Regions from separate parts of the Homo sapiens genome. Here regions 1, 2 and 4 are each linked to region 3. The links are chromatin loops, found by intact Hi-C in ENCODE. Cell type or tissue: endothelial cell of umbilical vein. All regions are shown on one strand. Region 1 has its middle 25 kb from the start of EXOC6. Region 2 has its middle 8.6 kb from the start of EXOC6. Region 3 has its middle 67 kb from the start of HHEX. Region 4 has its middle 33 kb from the start of EXOC6.

The links. Peaks named below come from ENCODE experiments on the same cell type or tissue, not always from the same donor. Only the 100,000 strongest peaks of a DNase experiment are listed, where the experiment ranks them.
Region 1: it touches region 3 in a loop (7-fold over the local background); 12 of 110 quality-filtered maps call a loop at or near these places.
Region 2: a loop joins it to region 3, with 8 times the contacts of the local background. A loop is called at or near these places in 11 of 110 quality-filtered maps.
Region 4: it touches region 3 in a loop (9-fold over the local background); 12 of 110 quality-filtered maps call a loop at or near these places.

Annotation. Positions count from the first base shown.
Region 1 is chr10:92,820,796-92,825,795 of GRCh38, reverse strand. No RefSeq gene overlaps it. Among named protein-coding and RNA genes, the nearest start is that of EXOC6, 25 kb to the left of the region's middle. RefSeq lists an enhancer at 3,390-3,684. In endothelial cell of umbilical vein, a CTCF peak has its summit at 2,661 (motif pointing left); DNase peaks (open chromatin) are centred at 2,625 and 3,485; H3K27ac peaks cover 2,294 bases.
Region 2 is chr10:92,837,429-92,842,428 of GRCh38, reverse strand. It overlaps a transcript of EXOC6 not described here. Among named protein-coding and RNA genes, the nearest start is that of EXOC6, 8.6 kb to the left of the region's middle. In endothelial cell of umbilical vein, a CTCF peak has its summit at 3,094 (motif pointing left); DNase peaks (open chromatin) are centred at 2,658, 2,878 and 3,118; H3K27ac peaks cover 3,450 bases.
Region 3 is chr10:92,754,304-92,759,303 of GRCh38, reverse strand. No RefSeq gene overlaps it. Among named protein-coding and RNA genes, the nearest start is that of HHEX, 67 kb to the right of the region's middle. RefSeq lists cis regulatory regions at 1,765-2,257, 2,886-2,903, 2,420-3,101 and enhancers at 2,081-2,280, 2,822-2,966, 1,072-5,000. In endothelial cell of umbilical vein, no CTCF peak of the experiment used is centred here; DNase peaks (open chromatin) are centred at 2,033, 2,893 and 3,293; H3K27ac peaks cover 3,246 bases.
Region 4 is chr10:92,813,358-92,818,357 of GRCh38, reverse strand. No RefSeq gene overlaps it. Among named protein-coding and RNA genes, the nearest start is that of EXOC6, 33 kb to the left of the region's middle. In endothelial cell of umbilical vein, no CTCF peak of the experiment used is centred here; a DNase peak (open chromatin) is centred at 2,127; H3K27ac peaks cover 1,918 bases.

The DNA.
Region 1 (5,000 bases), 66 kb before region 3:
GTGGGAACAGGGACCGCTAATGTGGAGAGAGGACATGGCCAGGGAAGTGAAAGTATGGCCAGGGTGGTGAGCATGGGGCTGCTTGCCTGAGAAAAGGGTGGAGACAGATAGGTAAGCAGAGAGTTGGGCCCTTATTGTTGTTTTGCTCCTACAGAAGCTAACACCATGGCTGGCACAACATAGGTGTTCGATAAATATTTGCCTAACAAATAATCTGGACACAGGAACAGAGTGGTTTGTAAGTAAAGAGCAACCAATAAATATTTAATTATGATATCACAGAGTTTGTCTTGCAAATGCTATCTAAAATAAAATAGTTAAAAGTTGTTTTCATTGTATCAGTAGTAGTATTTCAACATTAGGAAATCTTTCAAGATATTCAGTTAAGTTCTAAAACTATAGCATTGTTATTTTCAGCAGAGTTACAATAAAACAGTTTGTTATTAAAAAGTTAGTTTTGTGTTTTGTGTTTTGAGACAGTTTCGTTCTTGTCGCCCAGACTGGAGTGCAGTGGCACGACCTCAGCTTATTACAACCTCGGCCTCCTGGGTTCAAGCAATTCTCCTGCCTCAGGTTCTGGAGTAGCTGGAATTACAGGCACCCACCACCACACCCAGCTAATTTTTTAATTTGTAGTAGAGATGGGGTTTCTCCATGTTGGCCAGGCTGGTCTTGAACTCCTGACCTCAGGTGATCCGCCCTCTTCAGCCTCCCAAATTGCTGGGATTAGACACATGAGCCACCACACCCGGCTAGAAAGTTAGCATTTTAAGAAAAATCTGTGGCATTAAAAATTGTGATTCTACAGAGCCATTATATATTTTCCATATCATCTTTTAAAAATTCAGGATATAATATTTCATAACAAAAATGGTTTGATCTTTCAACGGATCTGTGATTTCTCAGTAAATTATATTCCTACTATTCCTTAAATAATAAAATTTCTAAGTAATAGGAAAATAGTTGGCTGGGCACAGTGGCTCATGCCTGTAATCTCAGCACTTTGTGGGGCCAGTCAGAAGGATCGCTTGAGGCCAGGAGTTTGAGACTGGCCTGGGCAACATAGCTAGACCCCATCTCTACAAAAAAACTTTTTTAAAATAAATTAAAAATTAAATTTTTAAATTAAAAAAGTTTTAAAAAATCTATTCAAAATCTCTGATACGACTTACCTCATTTTTCTGTTTATAAAATCCTAGAGGTCATGGTATTTCTATGAATATTAGAATGTTACTACTGGTCTAATCCACCTGCTCCTTGGAACATGCCATGGTTTTGTACATTTCTGAGCCTTTATACGTGTTACTTCCTTTATCTAGAATGCATTTCCCAAACTAGTTTTCCTGTCTCTAACAGGGGGATAATAATAGTGTCACCTTCCTCAAATGGTGGTTGTGATGATTACACGACTTCTAAGCATTTGTTAGGTAAAGTATTTAGGAGAGGGTTTGACACATAATGAGCATCAATAAGTGTCAGTTATTACCATTATCTTACAAGACTTTGTTCAAATGCCACTTATTTTGTAATTTGCTGCTATCTCCCATAAATCTTTTGAACATGTCTTTACTGAAGTTCTTATCCCTTAATACTGTTGTTTTGTTATATATTTGTCCACCTTGCTGGGCCATGTGCTATGCAAAGGCAAGGCATGTGCCTCATGCTTCTTTAGATTCAAGGCATCTAGATGATGTTAGGTATGTAGTGGGCATGTACTGAATGGAAGTACTTCCAAGTGAATGGAAGACTTAAGTAGGAATGATAAAGACACTGATGAATCAAAACAAGTATGAGTACTCTAGCCTAGGCAACAAGAGCGGAACTCCGTCTCAAAAAAAAAAGAAGAAAAGAGAAAAGAAATCACTAAAGATCTTGCCGTCTTCTCTCTAGTATCTTTAGCAACTGTTCTACTCAAAACAAGTATGAGGAATGTTTACTACTTCATTAAACTGGTGTTTTTCTAATTTGACAAGGAAATTCTAGACTAATTGTTTTAATTAACTATAATTATTCTTTTTCTTTTTCTTTTTTTTTTTTTTTTTTTTTTTTTGAGACGGAGTCTCGCTCTGTCGCCCAGGCCGGACTGCGGACTGCAGTGGCGCAATCTCGGCTCACTGCAAGCTCCGCTTCCCGGGTTCACGCCATTCTCCTGCCTCAGCCTCCCGAGTAGCTGGGACTACAGGCGCCCGCCACCGCGCCCGGCTAATTTTTTGTATTTTTAGTAGAGACGGGGTTTCACCTTGTTAGCCAGGATGGTCTCGATCTCCTGACCTCATGATCCACCCGCCTCGGCCTCCCAAAGTGCTGGGATTACAGGCGTGAGCCACCGCGCCCGGCCTCTTTTTCTTTATCTTCATGCAAATCTAGGTGTTTTTTTAAGAGAAGGCTCAAAATCTCTTCCATCTTCGTTTCTCTGGGTTCTGAATAAAAATAATTGCTATAGTAGAAACTTCACCAAATAAATACTTGGTAAACCTTATACCTCTTCAGTTTGTTACGTTAGGGTCTTCTGATTGAATAATTTACAGCTGCTTTTGTTGGTCTTTTCTCAGACATAAATCTTAAAACGTTTGCATCCTGGCCAATACAGAATCAACACAGTGCTAGAGTCGTAGAGCTAGATTATGGTGCTACCTAGTGGTCAATTTTTGGCACATACGTCATTGAAACTGTCTCATGCTCTTGCACGTTTTCATTCTATTTTTTTATACTGACAATTGTAAAATGTCATTAGAAATCACTAAAGATCGGCCAGGCACGGTGGCTCAAGCCTATAATTCCAGCACTCTGGGAGGCCGAGGTGGGCAGATCACGAGGTCAAGAGGTAGAGACCATCCTGGCCAACATGGTGAAACCCGTCTTCACTGAAAATACAAAAAATTAGCTGGGCATGGTGGCGGGCGCCTGTAGTCCCAGTTACTTGGGAGGCTGAGGCAGGAGAATCGCCTGAACCCCAGAGCCGGAGGTTGCAATGAGCTGAGATCGCGCCACTGTACTCTAGCCTGGGCAATGAGAGTGAAACTCTGTCTCAAAAAAAAAAGAAAAAAGAAAAGAAAAGAGAAAAGAAATCACTAAAGATCTTGCTCTCTTCTCTCTAGTATCTTTAGCAACTGTTCTATGTGTCATTTCTCTTCCATTCACCTAGTTTGCATCTCTTCAACGAATAGAGAATTTAAAGGCATACTTCAAGACCTGTCAGATACCCTTTTCTCCCACAGGAAACTGGAACTTTTACAGGCAGAATTCATGACACCAGCTTCTTTGGGCCATGCTACCACACGCCCCCTCTGACTCCAGGCAGATCTCAAAGGCTGCCCATGACAAAGGCACGCCCCTTTGCACACATTCTTCTAAACAATCATTCCCTTTCCCTCTTTTGAAACCAAACAATTCCTTCAAAAACACAGTTTCAGGCATAAAATAGGAAATAGTACTAAACAAACGGAAATATTTTGCTTTAAATACTGAAGCCATTTGTTTACATTAAGAAATAGTTTGCATTCAAAGCCCATAAATGAAAAGAATCATGAATCATCCATCACAAGGGGACTTTATAGATAAGAAATAAGCTCTGGCCTGAACAATTGTATGAAGTATGAACAACTCTTCTCTGGGAGTTTTTGCTGAGTCATTTTTCAGGAAGTGGGCTGTCCAGGGAGATTTCTACGGAGGAACAATCGACAATATTTTCATATTAATAACCTCCAGTTGCTTTATTGTTCTCGAAACTTTTGTTAATGAGTATTTTCCTGTTCGGTGAAAAAAACATTAATCAAAAGACAAAGCCTAATCTGATTTATTTGTATGTGTTTGGGGTTCTTTTCTTCTATAAGTGATGTTAAATATATTTAACTAAGAGTTAGCTAATTGCAAACCTAATTGTCTTCATTAACTGAGTATAATCTCAGGAAATATTTTGTCCTGAACTTTATTTTTAAATATATGTGCAATAACAGGTTTTGGAGGGATGGTAAATACAGGCTGATACAGTTTGGATATTTGTCCCCACCCAAATCTCGGGTGGAAATATAATCCCCAGTGTTCAAGCTGGGGCCTGGTGGGAGGTGTTTGGGTCATGGGGACAGATCTCTCATAGCCTGGTGCTGTCCTCACCATAGTAAGTAAGTTCTGATGAGATCTGGTTTTTTAAAAGAGTGTGGCACCTCCTGGACTTGCTCCTGCTGCCACCATGTGAGATGCCTTCTTCCCTTCACCTTCTGATTGTAAGCATCCTGAGGCCTCCCAACAAGCTGAGCAGAAGCCCCGCCATGCTGCCATGCTTCCTGTACAGCCTGCAAAACCATGAGCCAATTCAACCTCTTTACTTTATACATTACCCAGCCTTGGGTATTTTTTTTGTTTTTTGTTTTTTGTTTTGAGACAGAGTCTCACTCTGCCACCCAGGCTGGAGTACAATGGCATGATCTCAGCTCACTGCAACTCCACCTTTCAGGTTCAGGCAATTCTTGTGCCTCGGCCTCCCAAATAGCTGGAATTACAGGCACCTGCCACCATGCCCAGCTAATTTTTGTATTTTTAGTAGAGATGGGGTTTTGCCATATTGGCCAGGCTGGTCTCAAACTCCTGACCTCAAGTGATCTGCCTGTCTCAGCCTCTCAAACTGTTCGAATTAAGGCGTGAATCACCATGCCCAGCTTTCAGGTATTTCTTTCTTTCTTTTTTTTTAAGGCAGAGTCTCACACTGTCACCCGGGCTGGAGTGCAGTGAGGCGATCTCGGCTCACTGCAATCTCCACCTCCCAGGTTCAAACAATTCTCCCTTAGCCTCCCAAGTAGCTGGGATTACAGGCACCTGCCACCACGCCCAGCTAATTTTTTGTATTTTTAGTAGAGACAGGGTTTCACCATGTTGGCCAGGCTGGTCTTGAACTCCAGACCTCATGATTCGCCTGCCTCGGCCTCCCAAAGTGCTGGGATTACAGGCATGAGCCGCCGCGCCCAGCCTCATGTATTTCTTTAGAGCAACACAAGAATGGCCTA
Region 2 (5,000 bases), 83 kb before region 3:
ACTCCCTGGCTAGGGATATTAGCATCCCTAAATCTTCCTATTCCTTACCCTTTTTTTTTTTTTTTTTTCTGAGACAGAGTCTCGCTCTGTTGCCCAGGCTGGAGTGCAATGGTGTGATCTCAGCTCACTGCAACCTCCACCTCGCGGGTTCAAGCAATTCTCCTGCCTCAGCCTCCTGAGTAGCTAGGATTACAGGCGTGCACCACCACACTCGGCTAATTTTTGTATTTTTAGTAGAGACAGGGTTTCACCATGTTGGCCAGGCTGGTCTCGAACTCCTAACCTCATGATCTGCCTGCCTCGGCCTCCCAAAGTGGTGGGATTCCAGGCGTGAGCCACTGCACCCGGCCTGGTTTTTATTCTTCATAGCACTTATTAACACTTTTTTTTTTGGTGTATTTCTGGCTCTTTTCACTAAAATACAAGCTCCCTGTGAGCATGGACTTTCCAGATCTTGATCTTGCTGTATCAACGGCACCCAGACCACTGCCTGTCACATTGTAAATGTGCCATTATTATTTATTTACTAAATGAATGAGTGAATGAGCATTTGCTATGAGACATTACATTTCATTAATACATTTCATGCCTAATTCAACTAATCCTTTCAACAGCTCTATTAGTAATTATAAAGGCAGAATTTGAACCCATATCCTTCTGGTTCCAAAACCCATTCACTTAACCACTAAATAAGCAAAACTGTCCCCCTGGTTGGAATATTTGGCTCCTAAACATAAAAATGTTTTTAAAGTTTTATCTAGTGTTGCAATAAACATCACATAGCTAATGATATCACTTAAATGTCCAGCAAAAATTGGGTAACTGTATAGCCGAGTCTCATAAGACATTCCAGGCTTTTTGGAGGTGCAACAGATGCAGCAAGCCTCTGTCACAGTTAGGCCCAAATTTATTTCTGAACAATTTCTCTGGACTCCATTTTTATGTAGAACGCTATACTATTCTCATTAGAGATTAAATCAGGTCATGATATTGCATTAGTATAAAATATAAGCATTAGTGAATGTGATTTTTCAAATTGACACCTCTCTCCCCTGCATATAATGCAACCAAAATAAAATTTACATTACTGTAAGCCAGGCACAGAAATGCAAATACTGCATGATCTCACTTATATGTAGAATCTAAAAAAGTTGAACTCAGAGAAGTCGAGAGTTGAATGGTAGTTACCAGAGGCTGAGGAGAGACATAGATGGGAAAAGGAAAGATGTTAATCAAAGATGTTAATCAAAGTTTCAGCTGGACGGGAGAAATAAGCTTTGGTGATCTACTGCACAGAATGGTGGCTATAATTAATAATAATAATATACTGCGTATTTCAAAATTGCTCAAAGTAGATTTTAAGTGTTCTCACCACAAAAAGTATGTAAGGTGATAGATATAATAATTAGCTTGATTTAATCATTCTACACTGTAAACAGACAGTGAAACGTCACGTTATACCCTATAAATAGGCTGGGTATGGTGGCACACACCTGTAATCCCAGCACTTTGGGAGGCCAAGGCAGGCGGATTTCTGGAGTTCAGAAGTTCAAGACCAGCCTGGACAACATGGCGAAACCTCGTCTCTACAAAAAATACAAAAACTAGCCAGGCATGGTGGCACACACCTGTGGTTCCAGCTACTCAAGAGGCTGAGATGGGTGGATTGCTTGAGCCCAAGAGGCCACTTGAGCCAAGACTGTGCCACTGTATTCAAGCCTGACTGACAAGAGACAGACCCTGTCTCAAAAAAAAAAAAAAGTTCTACACTCTAAATATATGCGATTATTATTTGTCAAATTAAAAAAAGTTTTAAAAAATTTACATAACTCAATATTTCACACCTGCTCAGAATTTCAAGGTGTTATGCATGATTGTTTACTTCAGGACTCTAAAGTATGTATTTATTAAGTCATACTAGAATATCCATCCCAAATGGAAACTAGACAATAATAGTCAACACTAATATTTATTATTTACTCTGTGCCAGCCAACTATTATGCTAAGCACCCTATAGACACTAATTATTTGAGATAGGTTTTATCATAATCCCCACTTTATAGTTTCAGAAACTAAGGCCAAAATCATACAAGTAGTAAATGTTCAGTCCAGATTAAAATCTAGACCTTTGATCTTAATGAATATACTTGATAAAATAAGATTTAATACAAATCTTACATTTATAAAGATATAAATAGCAAGAACATTCTAGAACATCCACAGTTAAATTTAACTACTTATTTTTTGTTTTAGTATGTCATTCTAAGATTTTATAGTATATACAGTTTAGGGTTTTTTTTTTTAATGTTTTCTTTCCTTTCCTAAAAGCACGTTATCTTTATTCCTAAAAACATTAAAGTCAAAGAAATATGATATCCTGTTTGCTCTTAAACTGATAAAACTTCATGGTCAGCTTTTGGAAAAGTGCCTGAGAGAGTCTGTGAATACAAGTGTAAAACAATTATGTTATCATAAAACAATTACAAAAATTTCTTCTGGTACGTCATCTTGTACAATTCCCTTTTCCTCCTATTTTTCCCAGCCCTCTGCAGGGCCTTCTTTAGACATCCACCCCCGCCCCACAGCCCCCCACCTTTCTACCTCCCACTAACTTTGCAGTACCCTACAATGTGTCCATGATTTTATCATCTCAGGCTCAGCTACAGCCACAAAACATGCTGTGACTTCTGAACCCAAGTCGGTTCAGACATTGTGACCTCAGGACCTGTTCTAAGGGGCTAACAACACACCTGCAGGACCCCAAGGGGCATCACGAGCCCCAGGCTACATCCAGGTCTGAGTCAGTATCCAGGGGAGCAGGTCTGATGGGTGATGCCTGACAGCAGGAAGTTCTAGTGTGAATATGGTAAATAAATGTTATGAACACTGCTACTACCCTATCCTAGGACCATACTACCGTCACTAATTTATCAGGATCATCCTCAATATGAAGATTCAGGCAACCATTCCCAATGCATTGAATCGATATGCTACTTGAAACCTATTGACCATCCTTGTGCAAGGAATTTGATAATACTGAGTAAAACAGGGACTAATGTTGTTTCCTCGAACATGGCCCCGGACAGCCATTAAGTCTCCCAGGGACAGTCACGCCCCCTAGCGGAAGGAGCTGGCAAGGAGCCAGGCACATCTACACCAGATGGAGAGGCTACAGTGAAAATCAGGAAACCTAAACAGAATGAGAACATCCAGTGGAAATTAGCCTGTGGTTGCAAGCAATGAAAACAATGATGCCCAGGGCAAAAAGATTAGGGCAGCAAAACTAGTTGCAGACTTTACCTGCCCGTAAGTTTCAGCCTACCAATATTCTGCAAGCTAGGGGATTTTTTTTTTTTTTAGAGGAGTCTCACTCTGTCGCCCGGGCCAGAGTGCAGTGGCCCGATCTCGGCTTACAGCAACCTCCGCCTCCCAGGTTCAAGTGATTCTCCCGCTTCAGCCTCCCAAGTAGCTGGGACTACAGACGTGCACCACTACGACTGGCTAATTTTTGTATTTTTCAGTAGAGATGAGGTTTTGCCATGTTGGTCAGGCTGGTCTTGAACTCTTGACCTCAAGTGAGCTGGCCTTAGCCTCCCAAAGTGCTGGGATTACAGGTGTGAGCCACCGTGCCTGGCCTAGGTAGGGGATTTTGAATGGCCAAAGCTAAACCATGCTGGGACAACACAGGCACTGACAGTAGGCCTTCCTTTACATTTCTCCCTTTTTTCTTAAGTTCAGTCGCCATCTGCATGGCTAACATCAAATTCTACTTTTCCACCGTGGTATTTTCTTCCCCAATTCAAACTCTATAGTTGGCTGAGATGGCTTTAATGGATGTTTCATTGGCAATGCAAATAAACCTTGGGAAAAGTATAGAGTCTCAGCTCTCTCCTGAAACTATCTTTCCTTCAAACTTAATGCTATGGGCCTTAAACACCATTTCACACACAAAATGAAAACAAATGCAAGACCTCAGAATCATCTGATTCTTGTCCACTCTTTCAAAAAGAGGGCCAAAGGAGCCAACACAAGGGCTCATTGGGAAAGTCAGGCAGGAAACGAGCTGGACCATCTGGAAGAAGCTTGTCCTGGGAGTAGCCATGTATAAAGTCAGGAGGTGGGAAGAACACAGCCTGGTGGGGTGAAAGGCATTATAGGCCATTGACAATGACTCTTGGTCGCCACAACCCACTCATGACGTCTGAGACAGAGGAGACTTGTTTTCCCAGATGATGTGTGGGAATGAGTATGCGGGAAGGTTTGAATGCTCTGCAAAAGAAGTGCCGTTCAGTTACCCTTGAATTACACTGGTAGAAACCATCTCTTGAGTCCTGAGTCACTGAGCTCTCTGAGCTCACCTTTTTAGGGGAGCAAACTCCACCTGGCCCAGATATGAACTCTGACCTCAAATAGGCCACCTCAGGTTGCCTACCTGCAAAACAAGGTGGGCAGGGAAAGGAAGCTAACAGAGTTCAGGATTTTACAGCAGAAAATATTTGCCAAAGCAATGCCTTTTTTCTGTGACAGGGAAAAACACGTAGGTAAACGCTTCAGTATTCTCTCTACCTCAATTCCCAGGTGTAAGCTTTTCCCTGGGAATGTTTCTCTCTTGCATTTCCAGTCCCAGTATCCTAACCTTTCTCTCACTGTTCATTCCGGGGCCTCAAGGCAGGGCCTTCAGCTGCCTCCAGCCAAACTCCTTTTCCACCCTCTCAACCCTTATAGCTTATAGTTTTCTTTTGGTTTTGGTTTTGGTTTGTGTTTGGAGACAGGGTCTTACTCTTGTCACTCAGGCTGGGGTGCAGTGGCATGATCACAGCTCGCCGCAGTCTTGACTTCCTGGGCTCAAGTGAGCCTCCCCCTTTGGCCTCCCGAGTAGCTGAGACTACAGGCACAAGCCACCAACTAATTTTAAAAAGTGTTTTATAGGGACAGGGTCTCACTATGTTGCTTCAGCTGGTCTTCAACTGGCCTCAAGCGATCTCCCACCTCAGCCTCCC
Region 3 (5,000 bases):
AGCCACTTCCCAGCCCTGGAATGCCCTACCTCCATCCAGACACTGTGTTTGGAATATAATAAGCAATAAATATAAGCCACCTTTTAGTAAGGATTCTGTATTTATAGGCCAAAACATCCTAACTGATGCTCAGGTCATTAAAAAGACAATTCAACTTTGTCCAACTTTTGTTCATTTGTCCAACTTTTCAATGGACAAACAATACAAACAGAAAACTCACAGAGGAGGAGATACAGGTAACTAAAACACATCTTTAAAAGATGTTCAGTTTTGTGAATAACAAAGGAAACACAAATGAAAACAAATTTTTTTGCCTATCAGCTCTATAAAATTTGCTAATACTAAGGCTGATACATGTTTGGGGAAACAAGACTTTTCTGACTTTTGGGTAGATTGCAAGCTGTTACACTGGTACTCAATTTAGCAATGCATGTTAAAATTTCAAGGGTATGTACCTTTAACCCAACAATTCTACAGAAATACACATAAGCACAAAAATGTTTGCACAAGGATGTTCAGTAGTACTGTACTGTTTGTTAAACCAAAAAAAAAAAAAAAGGCTGAAATAGTCCAAAGTCTACCAATAAGAAACTGAGTAAATAAATTATAGCACATTATTCTGTGGAATAGCCACAGCCGCTCAAAATAAGAAGGTAAATCTGTATATACTGACATTTAAATCTATACAACATATACTATGAAGGAAATCACGTAAGTTTCAGAAGAGTATGTGTACATCCCATTATCTTTTTCTTTTTTATGATGCTTTTATTGTACTGAAATAAATCTTAGAACAGCATACAACAAACAAATTATCATTAGTAGCCTTAATATGAAGGTCTGAAAATTTAAACTTTATACGTTTCTGTGCATAGGGGTGTGTGTATGTGTATGTGTAAAGAAAACACATTTATTGCTATTATAATTGGAAAAAAAGAAGTTTAATCTCATCAATCTAACAGAAAGTGCTGGTCTTCACTTAGCAGTCACAGTTATCCTAAGAGGGCTGTAGGCAAATGTCCCAATTCTATTCCTAGTCAAGGGGAAGCCCAGGATACCAGAGACACACAGGGAATCTGCGTCCTGCTTAGGATTTGAGGGTGAGGTGAAACTGACCCTGTGGCCATTAAGAGGAGTCTAAGAAACAGATCTGAGTGGCTGTGGCTATTCCACACTATCATGTGCTATTATACTAAGGGCAAAAGCTGAAAAGACAGCCTAAGAGCCCATGCCAGGGACAGAGAGGCAAAATCCAATGGATGGGAACCTGTGGCACCAACCCTAAGCCAGCAGCACTGAATGGAGGTGACTGGTGTCTCCAAAGTGATTCTCTAAACAGCTGAGGCAGAGTGTGGCTCACAGGACACCTGCCACCTCACGGTCTGGATCGGAGGAAGCTATGAAGATAGCAAGCTATCAGTGAATAACTGACGTATAAAGAAGCAATAAAGTCTCTCTGGCCAAGTGAGGCAAAAAAAAAACAGCAACAAACCCTTAGGCTGATTGCAATTTTCTATGCAAAATTGTTTCAGATTTTAAAAAAGAAAAAGAAAAACCATTTACCTTCTTAAAGCATACAATTTTTTAGGTGTAACTTAAATTTCTTTCCGGTCATAGGCCTGTGAAAGTTCGCATACTTCCTGATGCAAATCATTTTTTTAAGAGTGCCTCATTCTATTCCACTGGCTCAAAGAGATTGTACAGAATCAAGCTCTCTCCCTCTTCCTTTAACACCTGCTTTTGGTAAATGAGCATCATATGAGAGACTTGCCACAAAATGATACCCCAAACTCCTGAAGAATTGAGCTGAGAGGGAGAAGTCCGCTCCACCCTTTCTCTCTCCAGAAAACTGTCTGTCCAAAGCCTCTGGGGCAGCCAGCCATATCCTAGTGCAGCAGGGCTGGGTGAGAAGTCCTTTTTAGGCAAGGCATTAAAAAGAGTTGGCTGAGCAGATCTAAAAACCCTTGGTCAACAGGGCGGAGCCAGGCCTGAGGCAGAAGTATTACTTCACAGTTGCATTGGCTTCCTGTGGCCGCCAATAGAGGCAGCATCTGGCAGAAAGCCCACCACAGAGAAGAGGGAACTCCACGGAGAAGAAAATAGTAACGAGGCCCCAAAGGTGGAAGTACAGCCTGAGAAACTTTGCCCAGCCTGGGACTGGCTGCCCTGCCAGCTAGTCTTGCTGCTCTGCAGGGCCTGGGGCGTGGTATCCCCTCAGACTTTAAAATCCTGATATCCCTCCAATGGGGAGCACTTTTTATAAGCGCTCTTCATATATTCTTTAATCTGTGTCATTTATTCCATACCATGAAGCTATGAGGCAGGTGCTATTATTAACTTCATTTTTCAGATGGGAACACTGAAACGCAGAGGTGAAATAATTGCCCCAGGACACAGGGAAGTCAAGGTTTGAAACCCCCACATGGCCAGCCCTGAAGCCCAGACTACTGAGACCGCAGCAACTGAGTTCTCAAGTGAAAATCAAGAAGATGAGGTAAGGGTTAGTGCTACCTCCAACTGACACTGTGGATTGGGGCAATCTTGCCTCCTCCCTCATAGGTAATATTTTGGGTTTTCCTTCCTTGCACATAACCAGGCAAATGACTGCAATTCTAAAAAGATACAAATATAAAAACAAGAAGTGAAACAGTGCAGACACCTGAAACCCAAAACCCAACCATTTCTGAAAGCGCGAGCTAGCGGAGCTGCCGCACAACAGAAATAGTTGTGTCCTGTTTAGATAGGCTTTGTTTTGCTACATGGCTGCGTTTGCAGTGAAGTGATATCAAGTCCTGAGGGCCCACTCCTTTGATGAGTTAAACACACAAAGGCCTACATTTTGATGTAATCTGATAGCATGTAGCTAAGTCCTAGACAAACTGCAACTGTGAGGAAGTGATAAACCCAACTTCCTGCACAAAGCTGCCTGAGATAACACTTTCCATGGACTGGAAGGAAAAAAAAAGAGAGAGAGACATGATTGCTACAGAATTTTAAAGGAACTATTCCATTCTTAATAAATAACCTCTTTTTCATGTGGTCCCAGAAAAACGAAACAAAGCTGATTGTCATCCAATGACTCTGTCGTAATTCCACATATGATTTAATTCCGATTTTACTCAGGCAAAATCGGTCACTTGAGATTCACTTGCTTTTCTCTGTTAAGGATACTACAGTTCTAACTTGAAATCTCAGTTATCTTCTTAGCCAAGAGAATGTCTCTGAAATTTTACAAGAAGTCAGATTGAGAGAACTGAGGTTGCATTAACTGGCTCCTGGGGTTCTCACTGAGCCCCTAAAGAGGCCCATTCAGTTTGAATAAACACACATTGGAATCCTTGCCAACTTATCCAAGGGCCAATAGCTGTTTCTACAATACCAAAACAGGGTCAACGTGGCAATTTCACTAAGTGTTTATGTAGGTTGTGTCATATAGAAACAACCAATAAGAGCAGATTGTGCTGGGAATTTTCTGCGAATGCATTCATTCATTCATTTAGTAAATTTTTTTTTTTGTTTTTGAAATGAGTCTCACTTTATCACCCAGACTGGAGTACAGTGGTGCAGTCTCAGCTCACTGCAGCCTCCGCCTCCTGGGTTCAAGCTATGCTCCTCCATCTGCCTCCCAAGTAGCTGAGATTACAGGCGTCTGCCACCATGCCTGGCTAATTTTTGTATTTTTAGTAGAGACAGGGTTTCACCACGTTGGCCAGGCTGATCTCGAACTCTTGACCTCAAGTGATCTGCCTGCCTGGGCCTCCCAAAGTGCTGGGATTACAGGCGTGAGCCACCGCACCTGGCCAGTAAATATTGAGTGCTTACTACGTGCTAGGAAATGCAGTGGTAAACAAAAAAGAGATAGCCCCTGACCTCATGGACTTCCCAGTCTAGTTAGAGAAGCAGATATTAAACACGCAAATAATGTTAAGTGCTCTGAAGAGAAAGAATAGGGTGGTCCAATTTCCGTTTAGATGAGGTGGTCAGTGGAGGCCCAAATATTAATACCAGTGGAGGCCCAACTGATGATGTGGTATTCAGGCCTGAATCATCCAAACGACCAATGAATGAAGGAAGACAGCTCCAGTAGAGAAAACAGTCTATTCGCAAGTCCTGAGTTAGGAAAGAGTTTTGTGCCTTTGAGGAACTAAAGGAAAGCCTGTGTGTCCAAAATAAATTACATGAAGAGAGAGGATAGGATAGGAGGCTGGAAAGGAAGGCGGATCCAGAAAGTGCAGGGCCTGGTAGGCGTGAAGTGTGGCTTTAGACTGAGTGTGGTGGGGAAACATTGCACTAATACTGCTTGACAGGATGGGTGTGGTGGCTCACGCCTGTAATTCCAGCACTGTGGGAGGCCGAGGTGGGTGGATCATTTGAGATCAGGAGTTCGAGACCAGCCTGGCCAACATGGTGAAACCCTGTCTCTACTAAAAATACAAAAATTAGCCAAGTATGGTGGGACACGCCTGTAATCCCAGCTACTCAGGAGGCTGAGGCAGGAGAATCGCTTGAACCTGGGAGGCAGAGGTTGCAGTGAGCTGAGATCCCACCACTGCACTCCAGCCTGGGCAACAAAAGCAAGACTCTGTCTCAAAAAAAAAAAAAAAATGGCTGGGTGTGGTGGCTTACACCTGTAATCCCAGTACTTTGGGAGGCCGAGATGGGTGAATCATTTGAGGTCAGTAGTTCGAGATCAGCCTGGCCAACATAGAGAAACCCTGCCTCTACTAAAAATATAAAAATTGGCCAGGCGTGGTGGCAGGCCCCAGCTACTCGGGAGGCTGAGGCAGGAGAATTCCTTGAACCCGGGAGGCGGAGGCTGCAGTGAGCTGAGATCGTGCCACTGCACTCCAGCTTGGGCAACAGAGCGAGACTCCATCTTAATAAAAAAAAAAAAATGCTGTTGACCTCTCATCGTGTTCTGCTCCTAGATTGTTTTCTAGGCAAGGATCTCAAAAAGAATGCAGCAGTCCTAAAGGCCTTTGAGAAAAATTGTGAGATGA
Region 4 (5,000 bases), 59 kb before region 3:
CTACGTAATAGACAAGCTCCTGTCTCATAAGTTTGTTGGGAGATTAAATTAAGTAATGAAAATAAGGTCTTCAGAATAGTGCCAGGAAAGTAATTAACCCTATAGAAGCGTTAGTATTATGCCATAATGAGGAAAGTTATTATGTACCACTGAAGATAATTATTTTAATTAACTGATTTCTATTTTTTGGTCTGGTGAAAAGGATTGTTCCTCTACATCTTTTCAAATGGACACATGTGGATATTTCTCTGATGTTCAATGATCAGTTTCCAAAAGATAAGTTGCCCATGAAAATGCTAGGTGACCACAATGTTCACCTGTTTATTATAAAGTTATTTCCAATGTACTGTTCTTAAGTTTGTTATGTGCTCATTCATCATTTTACAAAGACTATAGATTTAAGGACCTTCCATGTGCCAAGCCTTTGAGAAGCCAACAGGTCAGTGGAGAAATTTCTTTTTTATTCCAAATTAACTTGTCGGGGGCGTGAGGTCTTGGACTGAGAATGTGCACCCTATACCCAGGGTGGCTTGCACACCTACTGCAAGAATCCATCTCTGGACCTTAGAGTCAGGATCTGAACACAGATCTGCCTAACTCTAGAGCTCAGAACCACTATGTGATAGGCCTCCCTGGCTCATTGGTGCTTCACAATCCAGGACCATCCCTTTTGACCTGACTCCTAGAACTTTCCATCCGGCATGCAACCCAGGAATAACCGCCTATTTGGTCTGCCCAGGCTCCTGGAGCTTATTCATGGGGCGAAGAAAAATGAGCCTTGACTCCTAGGAAAGTAATGCAAATAAAAAGGACTGGATTAAACACTCCTTTAGTGTTTCCTATTCTGCTTCAACATTCCCCAATCATCACTAAAGAAGGACTGTACCATGGATAAAGGGGGAAGCTGCTATTTTCTTGTGGTCTTTATTCATATCCCCCGGCTTCTCATTCTCAGCCTCCTTTCCAAGTTCCTTTTCATCTGTTTGTCTTCTAAATGTAGTTGTTTCCCATGATTCTGTCCTCAACTCTCCCTTCCTCTTACTTTAGGGTCCTGTGTGTTCATCTTCCACTTGTGTGTTGATGAGTCTCAAATCTAGATCTCCAACTGCACTTCTCCCCTAAGCGCCAAACTTCATTTTTAACACCTACATTACATCTCCACCAGAATATCCTATCCCATCATCATGTCCAAAATTGAACTCATTAACTTCCCTCTCCTCCCACTGTAAGTCAATTTCCATGCATCAAACACCCACCTACTAATAATGATAATATCCCCACACAGGTATTCCCAACCTGCTCTTTCTCTCCAGGTCAATCTCTACCTAGCTCTTCTTCATTAGCTCTGACCTGGGTACCTCTGGGCATTTGTAGATGCTGTTCCTTTCATCTGGAATGCACTTCCGTCTGTCTACCTGGTAAACAGATTTCTATATGTTCTTCAAGATTCAACACAGACAGCCCCCTCTTCAAAACCACTCTAGGTCCTGAATGGTACATCTCATAGGACATAATTTGGATAGGACATATATGCTTTATTTCCAATATTAAACTGAATTCTTTGAAGACCACTTTTGGGTGTTATTCACTTCTGTAGTTCTCAGAGCACTTAGTACAGGACCTCCTACAGAAAAGTTTTCAATAAATGTTTGCTGGAATAATTAATCAATGTAGTAAATAATTAATAAAGTAGTCAATAACTCATAAGGTAGTAAAATGGAACCAGTATGCTTGAGTGGTGATTTATTTCTTCCTCCACCCATTCTTTGTCTTCAAATTTCCCATTGCCTACTGTCACTTTTCTGGATTGGTCACCACTCAGAAATTTTGATGTTGTAAATAGTTTATCTTACAAAATTTTTGGAGTTAATTTGGTTTATAAGGCCTGACACAATCTGGCCCCTTACAAGGACAGCTATTGTAGAGTAGAAACTGAGAGAATGACTAATGTGAATTCCTTCATTTCAAACACACTATGATAAAAAGAAAAGTTTCCATTTATACCACATTTTACAGGGTTATGGTTCAATAGGTGATCTGTATGCTTCCTTTTGACTTCCAAACACATGTGTTCCTTTGTTTCTCAGGAAGTAATCATCATGTAGCCATGGAAATCAATGAGTGCAAAGGAAATGTTGCAGGGGAATAATGAAGCCAACTAACTCGGCTCCACAAAGTTGGTCACATCCTAAAACAATTAAAATACATCCAAAAGCCCCTAGAGGAAGTGTTGATCAGTGCTTGGTATTTTGACAATAACTTGTACAGTATGTGAAAGCATTTCAAAAATTCTAAAGCATTTATGAAATGCAACATATTATCAAGATGAATGAACAAATATTTATTGAGTGACTACTATGAACTAGGTACTTTTGCATATATGCCCTCATTTTATTTCAACAGCCCTATGGAATAGCTGGTTTTGGTATTATTTCCATTCTATCAATTTTTTAAAAATACTAAGACTCTCAGAGGTTAAATGACTTGTCTAGTAAGTGAAAGAGACAACACTTGAAGGAATATGTTCTTTCCATCAATCAGAATTCATCTTAAAGATGAATTATGACCAGATCCATGGCCTAAATCTCAAGAGGGACCCAACACAGTACAAACCACCTCCCAACCAGCTTTCCATACTGGTAAATAAGACTCAACTGTTTCTCTCTCTGCTTAACTAGGCTTGCAATTTATATCCTTGGAGGCAGGTTTGTGATTTGGAGGTTTAAAACTTTATCTCAATAACAGGAAAGATCAGGACCATACATTTTTTGAAGTCATTTATAAGGCATCAACATCATATTAGTCAAATTCTGACACAGTGGACAATCCCATTATTCTCCTTTTCTTTTGGAAGAGTTTGTAATGTTTAAATATTCATAAAGATCCAAAGTTTGTATTATACAGAAATTTGTCTTAAGATGATGTTTCAGTGGAAGGAATTGAGAGTAGTAACTGCTTTAACCTTTATTTAGAGTCTTAAAGTAATGGAGCTTACCTTTGGTGAAAACCTATGGACTCAGTCTCGTTATTTTGTAAGCCATACCTTATATTTAATGCAAATTATATTATTAAGTTTCTCATGCAAAAGAGTCCAGATAAGGACTAGGGCAGTCTAAACCTGGTATGGTAGCTCCACAAAGTCATCAGACACCCAGACTGCTTCTACTTTTCTGCTTTCTAGCTTTAGCAAGTGACTTCCATTCTCAAGGTCATCTCAGGATACAAAAACACTGCTGCAGATCCAGCCACCAAGCCCCCAGTCCAGGCAGCAGGAAGGAGGCTGGGGAAGGACAAAAAGGATGTGGACCAGCTGTGTGTCCCCCTTACATAAGGGTTTTCCGGGAAGTTCAATCCGGCTACTTCTGCTTTTATCTCATTGGTCAGGGCTTAGTCACATGGCCAAACCTACCTGCACATGATGTTGGGAAAGATAGTCTTTATCTGGTCTAAAGAAGAAAGAATGGGGGAATGGATATAGGGGAGGTATCCACAATTGCAACCATAAAAGATGAAGCAGAGGGACAGAAAAGCCCACATAAAAGATCAAAGTCTTCAAAATAGAAGAATAATTGGGTCTGAATCTCATGTCTGCTATTTATCAGAGGTAGCCAGATCAGGGAGACCAGCTAGAAGGGGATTTGGACCAGGGTGGTAGTGATGGACATGGGGAAAGGTGGTCAGATTCTGAATATGTTTTGAAGGTAGAGCCAACAGGATTTGCTAATGGATTAGAATGCGAGGTCTGAGAGAAAGAGAAATCCAGGGTGACACCAAATTTTTTTGTTATTGTTTAAGCAGCTGGAAGAATAGAGTTGTTCACTTACTGAGAAAAAGAGAACACGGTGGGAGGAGCAGGTTCAGAATGGGAGTGGAAGGAGATCAGAGGCTCAGATGTTTATTAGACATTCAAATGGAGACGTTGAGTTGGAAGGTGGACATAGAGTCTGGAGCACAAGGAGGTGGTACAAACTGGAGATATATACATTTAGAAGCAAGCAATACATAGATAGTATTTAAATCCCTGAGACTGAATGAAATCATTAAAGTAGTATGTGCAGATGAAAAACGGAAGAGCTCCAAACAATAAGCCCTGGGGCACTCCACTGTTGTGGATGGCTAAGTGTTAACCAGCAGGCAGTGTTAACCATAAGCTGGCTAAGCGGGAGAACAGGAATGCATGTTCTCATTTAGGGCACAGACAGCCCAGGAAAACTGAAAGAACCCGACAAGAAGATGAGAAGCAGTGAGGTGGAAGGAAAACCAGGAGTGTGGTGGAAGCCATGTGGAAGAAGTCTTTATGAGCAGGGAGTCACTGTTTTAAATGCTGCTGATAGGTCAAATAAGACCACTACATTTGCTACGTTTGCCTTTTAAGAGTAATTTCAGTGGGTGGTGGGGGTAAAAGGAGAAGAAATAAGAGGAGAATTGGAGATAACAAGTAGATACAACTATTTTGCGGAATTTTGCTATAAAAGGAAAGAGAGAAATGGGGGTTGGGGTGTGTAGTAAGCTAGAAGGGAAAGTGGGACCAAGAGATGAGATTTTTTTTTATGATGAGAGATGCTTATATGGTACTGGGAAAAAAGGCAGAAAGTGACAATGCAGGGGAGTGAAGGGAGGATTGCCTGCAGCACTGTCCTTGACTTTGTAGGCAAGGGAGGGAAGGGGGTAGGGTTCTAGTGTGTAAGTGGAAGTGATGGTCTTTAAAAAGAGCATGGAGAGTTCTTCCACGGAAACAGAAGAGAAGGAAGAGTCTATAAGCCCAGATTTCGGTAGGTGGGTAGATGTTGTTGTGGGACCTTATGGAAGTTTTCTTCTGCTCACTTCCGTTTTCTCAGTGTATAGGAAGCAAGGTTATCATGACAATGAAGATGGAAAAGAGTGGTTGAATTTTTGAGAAAAGAACAAAAGGAATTAGCTGGGCATGGTGGTGTGTGCCTGTAGTCCCAGCTACTTGGGAGGCTGAGACAGGAGAATTGCTTGAACCCAGAAGGCAGAGG